Regions from separate parts of the Homo sapiens genome. Here region 1 is linked to region 2. A link is a loop called in an ENCODE intact Hi-C map of the cell type or tissue named here. Cell type or tissue: thyroid gland. All regions are shown on one strand. Links, peaks and the distances in the headings refer to the core of each region. The heading gives the core; the rest is flanking DNA.

Region 1 (5,364 bases), core at 244-5,243, 55 kb after region 2:
CCCAGGGCTGGGAGGACAGCTCTGGCCCTTCTTAGGCCTAGCCTCGTCCCAAGCTAAATGTAAGCCAGTTGGGCTGTGTTAAAGGAAGCAGTGTTTTTGGTTCGATTCTGCCTCTGTAGCTCAAGGGGGGCAGCCCCCAGAGTCCTGTGCATTCTGCCAAGGCTCCATAGCTTTGCCAAATGCACGGAGCTCTGCCATTCCGGTGCAGTGCAGGCCTTGCGAAGGGTTTATCTGCGTTCGTCTCGGTGGGCTTCTCCTGCATGGGAGTTGTGTTCCTGTGCAAGGGGGAGCTTTGCTCCAGGACAGGATGACTGTCTTCCCTATTCTTAGGGACAAGTCCCAAGATGCCAGAAAGGCAGTCTCCCAAGGACCCACCATGCAGAAGTGTCAATAAACCACAAGTTCTGAACTCTGTCGCCCGAGTCCTGCCTTCTTCCTGACTTCTGAGCATCTTGTCCCCTTTGATGTCCAGATGTGTTTGGAAGCTGCTTTAATATTGGGGACCATCTGCAAATCTTGCGAAGCGAGCAGACAAATTCTGGAGAGAGCCCTGGTGGCCTACACCCTCCTGGTCTAGCCAGCAACCTGATTTTCCTCCCTGAGGGGCTCTGAGCCCACCCCCACCAGCAGCAGGAAGGTGACAGGAAAGGGATTAAGCCCCTGGGACCTCACATGACATTGGGGAGCCACAGGAGCATTGAGGACCCCTCATTTTATCCAGGAGCCTGATGTGCCCCAGGAGGTTCCATCCTGAGGATGGAGACCCTCTGACATGACGCTCTTGAGGCCCACCATTTATACCCTCCTGGCACCTCCTGAGGCCAGGTGTGGTGGCGCACACCTGTAATCCCAGCACTTTGGGAGGCTGAGGTGGGAGGATCTCTTGCGCTCAGGAGTTTGAGACCAGCCTGGGCAACATAGGGAGACCCCCATCTCTACAGATAATCAAAAAATTAGCCCCAGTATGATGGCACAAGCCTGTAGTCCCAGCTACTTAGGAGGCTGAGGCAGGAGGATCGCTTAAGTTTGAGGAGCTTGAGGCTGCAGTGAGCTAGGATTGCGCCACTGCACTCCATCCTGGGTGACAGAGCAAGACCTTGTCTCAAAAAAAGAACAAAGCACTGAGCCTTTCTTCTGCCCCCTGCTCCCGCCACCCCGCTCCGCCATCCTCGAAGCCTGCATGGCACTTGTCCCACATGGGAGCTCGGCTGCCGCCCAGAAGTGAATCCACTGCAGGTTCACTGCTGGTGCTCCCTGAGGGGCAGGGTTATAGGGGGTTTTTTCCTCCCCCCTTTAGGTTTTCTTCTAAATCCTAATTTTTTTTAGTACGGTGAACATGCTTTAAAAATGCTTTTATGTAATCTGTCATGGGAATTTTAAGGGAAAAAAAAGATAAAAATGCCTTAACAGAAGACCTGGAGAGATCCACCAGCAGCAGGGGTGGGCAGTGCTAAGCCCTGGGGTCCTGGTAGAGAACTAGGAATGGCAGTGGTGGCTGCACTAGGTGGGGGAGCGAGGCTGAGGGGGTGGGGAGCAGCGCTTCGGTGGTGGGCAAGCCTCACTGTTCCTGGTGGAAGGGACTGGCCCCTGATGGCTGCTTGGACAGATATCAGAAACTCACCTCAGGACCACCACACCTGATGGATTTTAGGGAACCCCCCACAAGGCCCGCCCACCTGCCTCCCTTTGCTCTAGACCTGTGGCCCCCAACCACAACCTCCAGTCCAGACCTCTGTAGCCTCACCCACCCAAGGACGGCCAGCAGCAAAATGCAGGGCCTTGGCCCGAGCGTTGCTGCTGGTCGCTTAGCAGGCTGGAGGGCTGGTTCCCCCTGAAGCCCCAGGATAGCACGCACAGGCCCAGTCCCATGTGGCTGCAGCTCCTAGCACACATGAAACTGCTCTTGGAGACGGCTTCAGAGCCTTCTCAGTGCCCTCAGGGGGTCAGTATTGAAGCAGCCAGTCGTGGGACTCTGTCGACCAGTCCTTCAGCGCATGTTGGCCAAGTGTTTGCCACGCTGCTGCAGGTGCTGGGGCAAGGGATGAGCCAGCTACCAATTCCCCACCTAAGACAAAGAGGATTCGGCTTATCACACAGGGGTCAAGTGCCCCTAGGCCGCAAAGCTGCTAAGGGGTCCAAGCCTTGGAAAGTCACCCTTCTCAGAGTCCCCAATTCTTCACTGCCTTTTGATCTTTGGTTCCTTTCTCAATCAAGAGAAAGCAAGGCAGCAGGGGCCGGGAAACTCGCCCTTGTGCTCCTGGCTGAGCTCAGGCTTCAAGGGCACACAAACATCAGAAATGCCTCCCCGCAGACACTGCCCAGCCACGGCCAAAAGTGCTGCCCTGAACTTCTCCGTAGAATGTGGGGGAGGCCCTCAGGCTTGTGGGCGCATGGGAGCAGCTGTCCTAGGGCTGCCTGAGCCCGGTGCCTTCCCCACTCCCACTTTGCCTGCAGGCCTCCTCTCTCCTGTCTGTAGCCTTGTCTGTGCATTTTCTCCTGGTCCTTCCCAAGCCACCTGAGAGAGCTCTCAGTCCCCTCCCCCGGCTCCCGGCAGTGCCTGCTGCCCAGGGCTGCAGCCTCCAACTCTCCAGGACCAGCGCCAGAAAAGCAGCTTTTTTTTTTTTTTTGAGAGAAGTCTTGTTCTGTCTCCAGGCTGGAGTGCAGTGGTGCGATCTTGGCTCACTACAACCTCCACCTCCTGGGTTCAAGCGATTCCCCTGCCTTAGCCTTCTGAGTAGCTGGGACTACGGGTGCACACCACCACGCCCAGCTAATTTTTGTGTAGAGATAGGGTTTCACCATGTTGGCCAGGATGGTCTTGATTTCTTGACCTTGTGATCCACCCGCCTCAGCCTCCCAAAGTACTGGGATTACAGGCGTGAGCAACCGCGCCTAGCCAAAAGACAGCTTTATCTGTGTCCACTGTGTCACAGAGGGGGCATCCTTAGGGAAGCAGGGGAACTAGCCCCGGATGCAAGAGCTGGGACCAGGCCCTGGGCCGCCCACCACACCTACTCAAGCATCCATGTCCTCCTCCCCACACCCCTGCTCCTCTGAAGCTCCCAGCAGGATTTCCTTCCTAAGTATCTGCTGTCTTGACTGTTCTCTGGTGAACTGGCTTATGTGTCTGAAACTCATCTTCACAGCCAGATAGTGGCTCAGTGCTCTCTGTCTGCCCCTCACTTTCACAGAGCTGATCCCGGAGAGCACCCTCTCTCAGGACCTCTGGGTGGGGGGGGGGGAGGCCCAAGGGACTGAGGGTGCACAGGCAGGCAGACGGGCTGGAGCTGCCTGGCACCTACAGGGGGTTCACCCATGGGAGCAGGCCACAGTGTGGCAAGTGGGGGTGGGGATGGAGGTGAAAGGGGTGTGAGCCAACCCCTCAGTCAGGAGGGGGCCAAACCTGGAGCTAAGTCTAGCACAGACAGCTGAGGCCAGAGTCTGCCTGGGGAAGGGGTGGGGAGCTGGGGGGTTAGGACTGGGCCTCACACCCACCAAATGGAGGCTTCAGCTGGTGGAAGGGAGCCCAAAACCAAGGTCCCCCAGGCAAGAGGTGACGTGAGGCAGAGCCAGGGAAACAGAGGCAAGAATCCTGGCTGGGAGGGCTGATGACTGGCCTGCCCCAGATTTCCCTCAGAAGGTCCCTGGATCCCAGCTGCGTTGTGGTCCTGCAGATCCCTCCTGTTCTCACCTGGTCTTGAGAACAGGTGGCTGGTCTTGGGTGGAGCCAGGCTCTGAACCAGTTGAGGACAGGACCTCAGCTGGGGGGCTCCATACACAAAGCTGTCTTGGATCTGCTTCCTGGGACTTGGACATCGGTGTTCTGGACATCTGGGCCTCCCACAGCCAAGAAGTGGGCACAAGCCCTCGAGAGCCAGCCCTGAGGATTTGTCCTACCCCCATAGAGGGTCCTGGCCAGATGTGTTAGCTCCAGGAGCAGCACAGGGAGCCATGGTGGCACCAAAGCCCCATCACAGGCAGGCCTCTCCTTGGACCACTGTCCTAGGCAGTCACTGTGGCCATAGTCAGGGGACCTCTTCCTCACTCACTGCCCAGCCCCAGGAGGCTCAAAGGCCTGCCTCTGGGGCCCACTCCCTCCCTGCCATCTCAATGCCTGATCCCAACAATGTAGCAGACTTTTCTGAACAGCTTATCATGGTCTGTTTTCTTTCAGTAAGTGAAAGATTTTTGCACCAAGAAAAGTTTGTAGGCAGACATTTAGAAAAAAATAGTGGAAGTTTCTTACACCGTATGTGTCTATAAGGACACAGATATCAAGCCCTGACAATCCTATATGAGCAGTTCATCAGGTGCTGTTTTATTTCAGTAAATGGAAGACAAAAATCTTCTTCCTTTTTTTTTTCTTTTTTTTTTTTTTTGAGAGAGAGAGTCTCGCTCTGTCACCCAGGCTGGAGTGCAGTGGCGCGGTCTCAGCTCACTGCAACCTCTGCCTCCGAGGTTCAAGCGATTCTCTCGCCTCAGCCTCCCAAGTAGCTGGGACTACAGGCGTGGAGCACCATGCCTGGCTAATTTTTTGTACTTTAGTAGAGATGGGGTTTCACCATGTTGCTTAAGCTGGTCTCAAACTCACTCCTGAGCTCAGGCAGTCTGCCCACCTCGGCCTCCAAACGTGCTGGGATTACAGGCGTGAGCCACCACGCCTGGCTTTCTTCCATTTTTAAAACACAAAGCCTTTGACATCAACACCTTGAGAATTGATGTCCAGATCAGCTCCAAAGCCTAACAGTGAAACAGACCCACCAGCCAACATCAAAACAACTTTGCCCATAATAAGAAGATCCTTCTAGACTTCACCCTCGGCCGCCCCCACCACTCACCCTCTAACCAGTATCCTAAATGTTAGAATCATCCTCATAGATTTACCACTATGTCTATATCCCTACACACTGCTGTATAGTTTTGCTTATCTTTTAACTTTCTGAAAATGACATTTTACTGTCTGCTTTCTTATACTTCATGTTTGTGTCACTTAGCATATGTTTCTCGAATTCATCCATGCTGTGTGGGTTTCTGGATCTTTGCAGAAACAGAGCTGCCATAAACATTCTTGTCGGGTCTCCTGGTTTCCATGCACAGGAGTTTCTCTAGGGTATACACCAAGAAGTGAAAATGCTGGGCAGAGCAGGCTATGCAATTTGTAAATTAAAATTAAATTAATTGCATTAAAATTTAATTAAATTTTACATTTTTATTCTAATTTTTCCTTTTTTTTGTTGTTCGTTTTTTTGTTTGTTTGTTTTTTCGAGATGGTGTCTCACTCTGTCTCCTAGGCTGGAGTGCAATGGCACGTTCTCAGTTTACTGCAACCTCTGCCTCCTGGATTCAAGAGATCCTCTTGCCTCA
Region 2 (5,364 bases), core at 274-5,273:
CCAAATAGGAAGAGTTTTAGATGCTGGGTACCCAGAAATGACAGGCACCTACCTGGCCTCCCCTTGGTCCAGCAGTTGAGAGGGGAAGAGACCCTCGTTCAGCTGAGAAGGCATGGTCCGCAGGGGACGGTGCCCCAAAAGTGGTGCCCGGTGCCCAGAAGCTGAGAAAGTACAGCTGAGTATGGTCAGTGGAGAGGGTGAGAATTCGATAATTAGAAGGTCCCTGGTAACCGAGAGTAGATCTGGAGTCTGTTTTAGTAAACGATGAATAACGTTTCAATGAAGTGAGGCAAAAATGGAATTGAAGAGTGAAAACATAAATACAGAGAAAGAGCCCACCCCTGCCTGCTCCTGGCTCCCGGCAGCCTGGGGCTCTGCATCGAGAGTGCTCTGTGCTAGGTTGTTGGCAGATGCTGTTTTCCCTGAGCGCCGTCCCACCTCTCAGTGCCCAACTACCCGCACCAGTCTGCGGAATGTCGTCACTCACCACTCTGGGGAAGGAGGACTCTGGCCCTCTGGGAGGTGGCATCCGGGCTGGGGTCTCCACAGGGTCTTCAGCTCAGCTGAAGCAGCCAGTCACTTTGTGCTTCCTCATCCCCAGGGAGCCTGTCCTCACACAAAGGGCTGAACGGGGCCTGCTCAGTCCACGAGTACACTGGGACCTTTGCTGGCCAGCCAGTGCGCTTCAAGATGACGTCTGTCTGTGGTCACGTGATGACCCTGGATTTCCTGGGTAAGCCCCTCTACCCTCCATCCTACTGAAGGGAGTTCTGCATGGCACTGGCCAGGGTCCAGTTGAAGCCAGGAGATGCCTCTAGGCAGGGAAGTTTGTCCCAACTCCATGAGTCATAAGGCCAGCAGATCATGAAGTAGCAATGAGAGGGTCCCTGGTGCGGTGCCCAGAACCCAGGCTCTGGAACTCAGCCCTGGGTCCCCATCATAGCGGCACCCCTTAGTCGCTGCATTCCCTGTGTGCCTTCCTATGTAGACAAAGTGGCAGCACCTATCTTAGGAAGGGCTTGACCTGTGCAGGCATTTAAGAGAAGGCTGCTGCTGTTGCCAAGTTGACCGTCATCTGTCGGTCATTTGGTGGCTGTCGTTGTCATTCCTATATTGTTACTGTTATCAATTACCTTGGAAGCGCCAGTATTAGTGACCTGCTGGGTGTAGGTTTGGGGCCATGTGGTTGGCAAGAGTCTGATCCAGGCTTTTCCCCCTGCTCTGCCGGCTCACTGGCTGGGGATGTGGGCAATGACGGCCTCTGAGTTTACACTTCTCATAGTGAAATGGGTCTCACAGCAATGCCATCTGCTTCCCAAGGCTAAGGATTCAGTGTGACAGTGAGGGCAAAGCACTCAGCACAGGGCCCGACACACAGCAAAGCCTCAGCCCTTGTTCTTGCTGCTCATTGATGACAGTGATGACAATGATGGTGACTGAGTTGTGTGGCTGAGCATTTGGACCCCAAGTTTTATCTCCAACTGGCAGGTGGGGAGCCGGGATTTGAATTTGGCTCTGTCTGACCCCATTCTCCCAGGATGCAAGAAATGGGGCCTGGGGAGGATCGCTTGAGCCCAGGAGTTCAAGACTAGTCTGGACAACATAGTGAGACCCCTGTCTCTACAAAAAAAAAAAAAAACAAAATTCTTTTTAAATCAGCTGGCATGGTGGTGCGCACCTGTAGTCTTGGGAGGCTGAGGTGGGAAGATGGACTGAGGCTGGGAGGTCGAGACTGCAGTTAGCCGTGATCGTATCACTGTACTTCATCCTGGGTGATAGAGCGAGACCCCTGTCTCAGAAAAAAAAAGAAATGGGGCCTAAAAGAAAGCCAGACAGCTGAGCATGCAAGAACCGGGTCTCTGTAGATGAGTAGGTGAATGTGCTGGGCATGAGGCTCAAAAAGATGGTCCTTTAACAGGAACGACTGCACACATGTGTGCCCCCACAGAGTGCTGGGTGGAAGGACAAAGTTCCAGAAACTCAGGTTGGAAGTGTCAATGAAGGCACCATTGTGGGGTCCAGTGCTCAGGCAAAGAGACCCAGCCCAGGAATGGTGCTCCCAGCCACAGGGAAAGTCCCGGAAGTGAGGCCAGAGTGGCAGCCCCCCGAGAGCTTGCTTGGCTCCTGTGGTTGGCCGGGGTGTGGTGGGTCCGCTCAGCAGCCGAGCAGAAAGGAGGCTGGATGGGAGGGGGTTACCAAAGGCCTGAACCCACATCCTGGCTCTGCCTCTGATCATCAGGATGACCCTGGGCAAATTGTTCTCCAAGCTTTCCCCTCCTCATTTGTGGGATGAGGCCAACATCCTCCTGGGGTTATGATGGTCTCGGAGGCTGAGCTCCTGTGACTCAATGTCACTGTGACTGGTTTGTAGGAAAATACAACAAATGGGACAAAGTGGACCCCGCAGAACTGTTCAGCCAAGCTCCCACGGAGAAGAAAGAAGCTAACCCCAAGCTGAACATGGTGAAGTTCCTGCAGGTGCGTGGGGCTGGCCTGGGCATGAGCACACCGGGGCTCCCCACCCTCCACAGCTGCCATGTCTTTGCCCACCCTTGCTTGAGTCCTAATCCCCCTTGGACAGGGGGGCCTTTGCTAGCTTTTTCTGTGAGTGCCCCCTGCTGGCCCACGAGGCACCTGCAGGCACCCCCAACACACAAGGCAGTTGCCATTGCCAACCCTCAGTCCTGGAGAGCAGGCCTTCTGCTTTTAAAATAGCTTGTTTGGTCGGGGGGTTTTTCTCCTTAATTTTAAAACAAATGCATACAGATTATGGAAAATTAGAAAGTGCAGATAAGTAGAAAGACAGAAAAATTATGCATAATCATATTACCCAAGACGACTGCTGTTATCATTTAGGGTTATTTCATTTTAACCCTTCTTCTGGGCAGTTTTGGGGTATAAGATCATGTTGCATTTATACTTTTTTTTTTGGTCCAAAAAACATCAATTATAAACTCAATTCTTTTCTGTTGGCTGAGCCAGCCTCAACACAGCCAGCTCCTTACCCAGCCCAGGTACCAGTCCTCCTAACTGAGGTTCAGGGCCTGGGACCAAGCCCTGTCCTGGATGGGAGCACTGGGGGCGGGTGGCACAGACCGGGTCTGCAGCAGGTACGTGTGAACCTGTGCTGTGTGGCAGGTGGAGGGCAGAGGCTGCGACTACATCGTGCTGTGGCTGGACTGCGACAAGGAGGGGGAGAACATCTGCTTTGAGGTGAGTGTGAGGCTCACTTTGTTCCTCACTTTTGGCCTTTCTGACACCAGCCCCAAACTGACACCAGCAGTCAGTCACATCACTCCTGGGGCCAAAGGAGGGAGTAAACTGTACCGGTTTAAAAACACCTCTCCCCTCCCTTTATTCTGAAACTCCACAGATACTTTTAACTGCATAGGCTCTATTAAAGGTGGTCAGTTGTTCCTCCGCTTGCTGAGGCCTCAACGGTATGAGTGAACATAGGAGGGGCCAAATTGTCTGGGTGGATGCAGGTTTCAGAATGGGATTGTCTTGGGGCAGCTTGGTGTTCAGCATCTTGTGCCCAGCGTGACTTCTCAGGGACCTTGGGTTGATGCTGGTTGATTCCCGACCTCAGCACTGAGCTCCTTTTGCAGGCCTCGCTCTGCTCATCTCCTGCCTCATCCAGGATGCCTCCTGCCTCCAGCCAACCCTGGGAGCCCTGCAGAGAAGCAGGTGGCAGCTGCTCCCTGTGCACACCCCATGCCCCATGCTTGCCCCGGCCATGGTGCCCTCACAGTGGCCATGACTGCTGGTCTCACTTGGTGCCCTTCAGACTGTTGTTCTATGGGTCGCCCCCGTGCTCCTGTACCCCCAGCTCTCACCCGTGGCTCAAGAGCTGGTCAGTGAGACAGAGCTGAGGCACCTGGCGTTGCAGTACAGCACCCTCAGCAAATGCGATCACACTCTGTCTCTTCCCAGATACCCTCTCCTCCCCTGCAGGGCGGCTCCTCCCTGGGGGCCTTTGCATCTGGGAATGGAGAATGGGGGCAGCTCATGGGGCTTTCTCCCTTCAGAAATGAAGCCACTTATTCCCAGTAAGGAAGCTGCGTGGCCAGGCTCCGGCGGCGACCCTAGTCCCACTGCACGGCCTTCCTAGTGAGTCTCGGCTCCAGGACCCCTGCTGTGCTTTAGCCCGAGCTGCCCCCACCACAAGCTAGGACCACCCGTGGCCTTCCTGCTCTTGCCCATTTCCTTTCCCCTTCATTCTTTTTTCCTTCCCTGTCTTTTCTTCAGCCTCTTAAAATTTCCACCCACCCCTCCAAACCCTCCCTCCTAGAAGGCAGGGAATCGTGTCACATGGGATGGGTTTGGGGACTAAGAGGTCCCTCATGTACTTGGCAGTAGCATTTCCTGATTTGGTGGGGATGAAAGCAGAGGATTAGAAGAGAGGGCGGGAGTAAGAAGGGAGTGTTCGAGTATGTTTCTAGATGGGAGTAAAGGAAGCCATGTGGTGGGGTGTTGTGGAGTGCTCAGGGCTTCTGGAAAGGCAGGGGGATAGAGGAGGGTCTGGCAGGTGCAGGAAAGGGGATAGAGGAGGGTCTGGCAGGGGCAGGAGAGGGAGCCGAGCACACGTGTTCTTTCCTGGAAGGAACCAGGCTTCACAGTGGGGTGGGGAGCTGTGGCAGGGATCTGGGAGGTGGGTCACAGCTGGCCACTCCCCACCCCCAGGTTCTTGATGCTGTTCTGCCCGTCATGAACAAGGCCCATGGTGGCGAGAAGACCGTGTTCCGGGCCAGGTTTAGCTCCATCACGGACACAGACATCTGTAATGCCATGGCCTGCCTAGGCGAGCCTGACCACAACGAGGCGCTCTCAGTGGATGCTCGCCAGGAGCTGGACCTGCGAATCGGCTGTGCATTCACCAGGTGCTGGCCACACCCGCAGAGTCCTGGGCACACCCTCACTCTCCCTCAGCCAGAGACCTGCCTCTACTGGTCCCCCTCCGGGGCCCCTAGGCCTCCTCGAGCCAGGATGAGCAACAGGGGATTTCACCAACCCTGAAGAAGGCCAGGCACAGTGGCTAACACCTGTAATCCCTGCACTTTGGGAGACCAGGATAGGAGGATTGCTTGAGGTTGGCAGTTTGAGACCAGCCTGGGCAGCATAACAAGACCCCATCTCTACAAAAAAAAAAAAAAAAAAAATTATTTTTTTGAGACAGAGTCTTGTTCTGTTGCCTAGGCTGGAATGCAGTGGTACAATCTCAGCTCACTGCAACCTCTGCCTCCCAGGCTCAAGAGATCCTCCTACCTGAGCCTTCCACTACAGGTGCTACAGGTGTGCACCACTATGCCTGGCTAATTTTTATGCATTTTGTAGAGACAGGGTTTTACTGTATTGCCCAGGCTG

Evidence for each region. Hi-C counts contacts between places; a loop is a spot of excess contacts. Peaks named below come from ENCODE experiments on the same cell type or tissue, not always from the same donor. Only the 100,000 strongest peaks of a DNase experiment are listed, where the experiment ranks them.
Region 1: a loop joins it to region 2, with 5 times the contacts of the local background. A loop is called at or near these places in 4 of 110 quality-filtered maps.

The regions. Positions count from the first base shown.
Region 1 is chr22:21,914,470-21,919,833 of GRCh38, reverse strand. PPM1F (protein phosphatase, Mg2+/Mn2+ dependent 1F) reads left to right here. Exons shown (of 8, transcript NM_014634.4): 8 at 1-409. Among named protein-coding and RNA genes, the nearest start is that of PPM1F-AS1, 21 kb to the left of the region's middle. RefSeq lists an enhancer at 2,107-2,917. In thyroid gland, for the core only: no CTCF peak of the experiment used is centred there; a DNase peak (open chromatin) is centred at 2,541.
Region 2 is chr22:21,969,726-21,975,089 of GRCh38, reverse strand. It overlaps TOP3B (DNA topoisomerase III beta), which reads left to right. Exons shown (of 18, transcript NM_001282112.2): 3 at 602-733; 4 at 2,372-2,478; 5 at 3,139-3,213; 6 at 4,684-4,880. Among named protein-coding and RNA genes, the nearest start is that of TOP3B, 10 kb to the left of the region's middle. In thyroid gland, for the core only: CTCF peaks have their summits at 2,417 and 2,620 (motif pointing left); no DNase peak of the experiment used is centred there.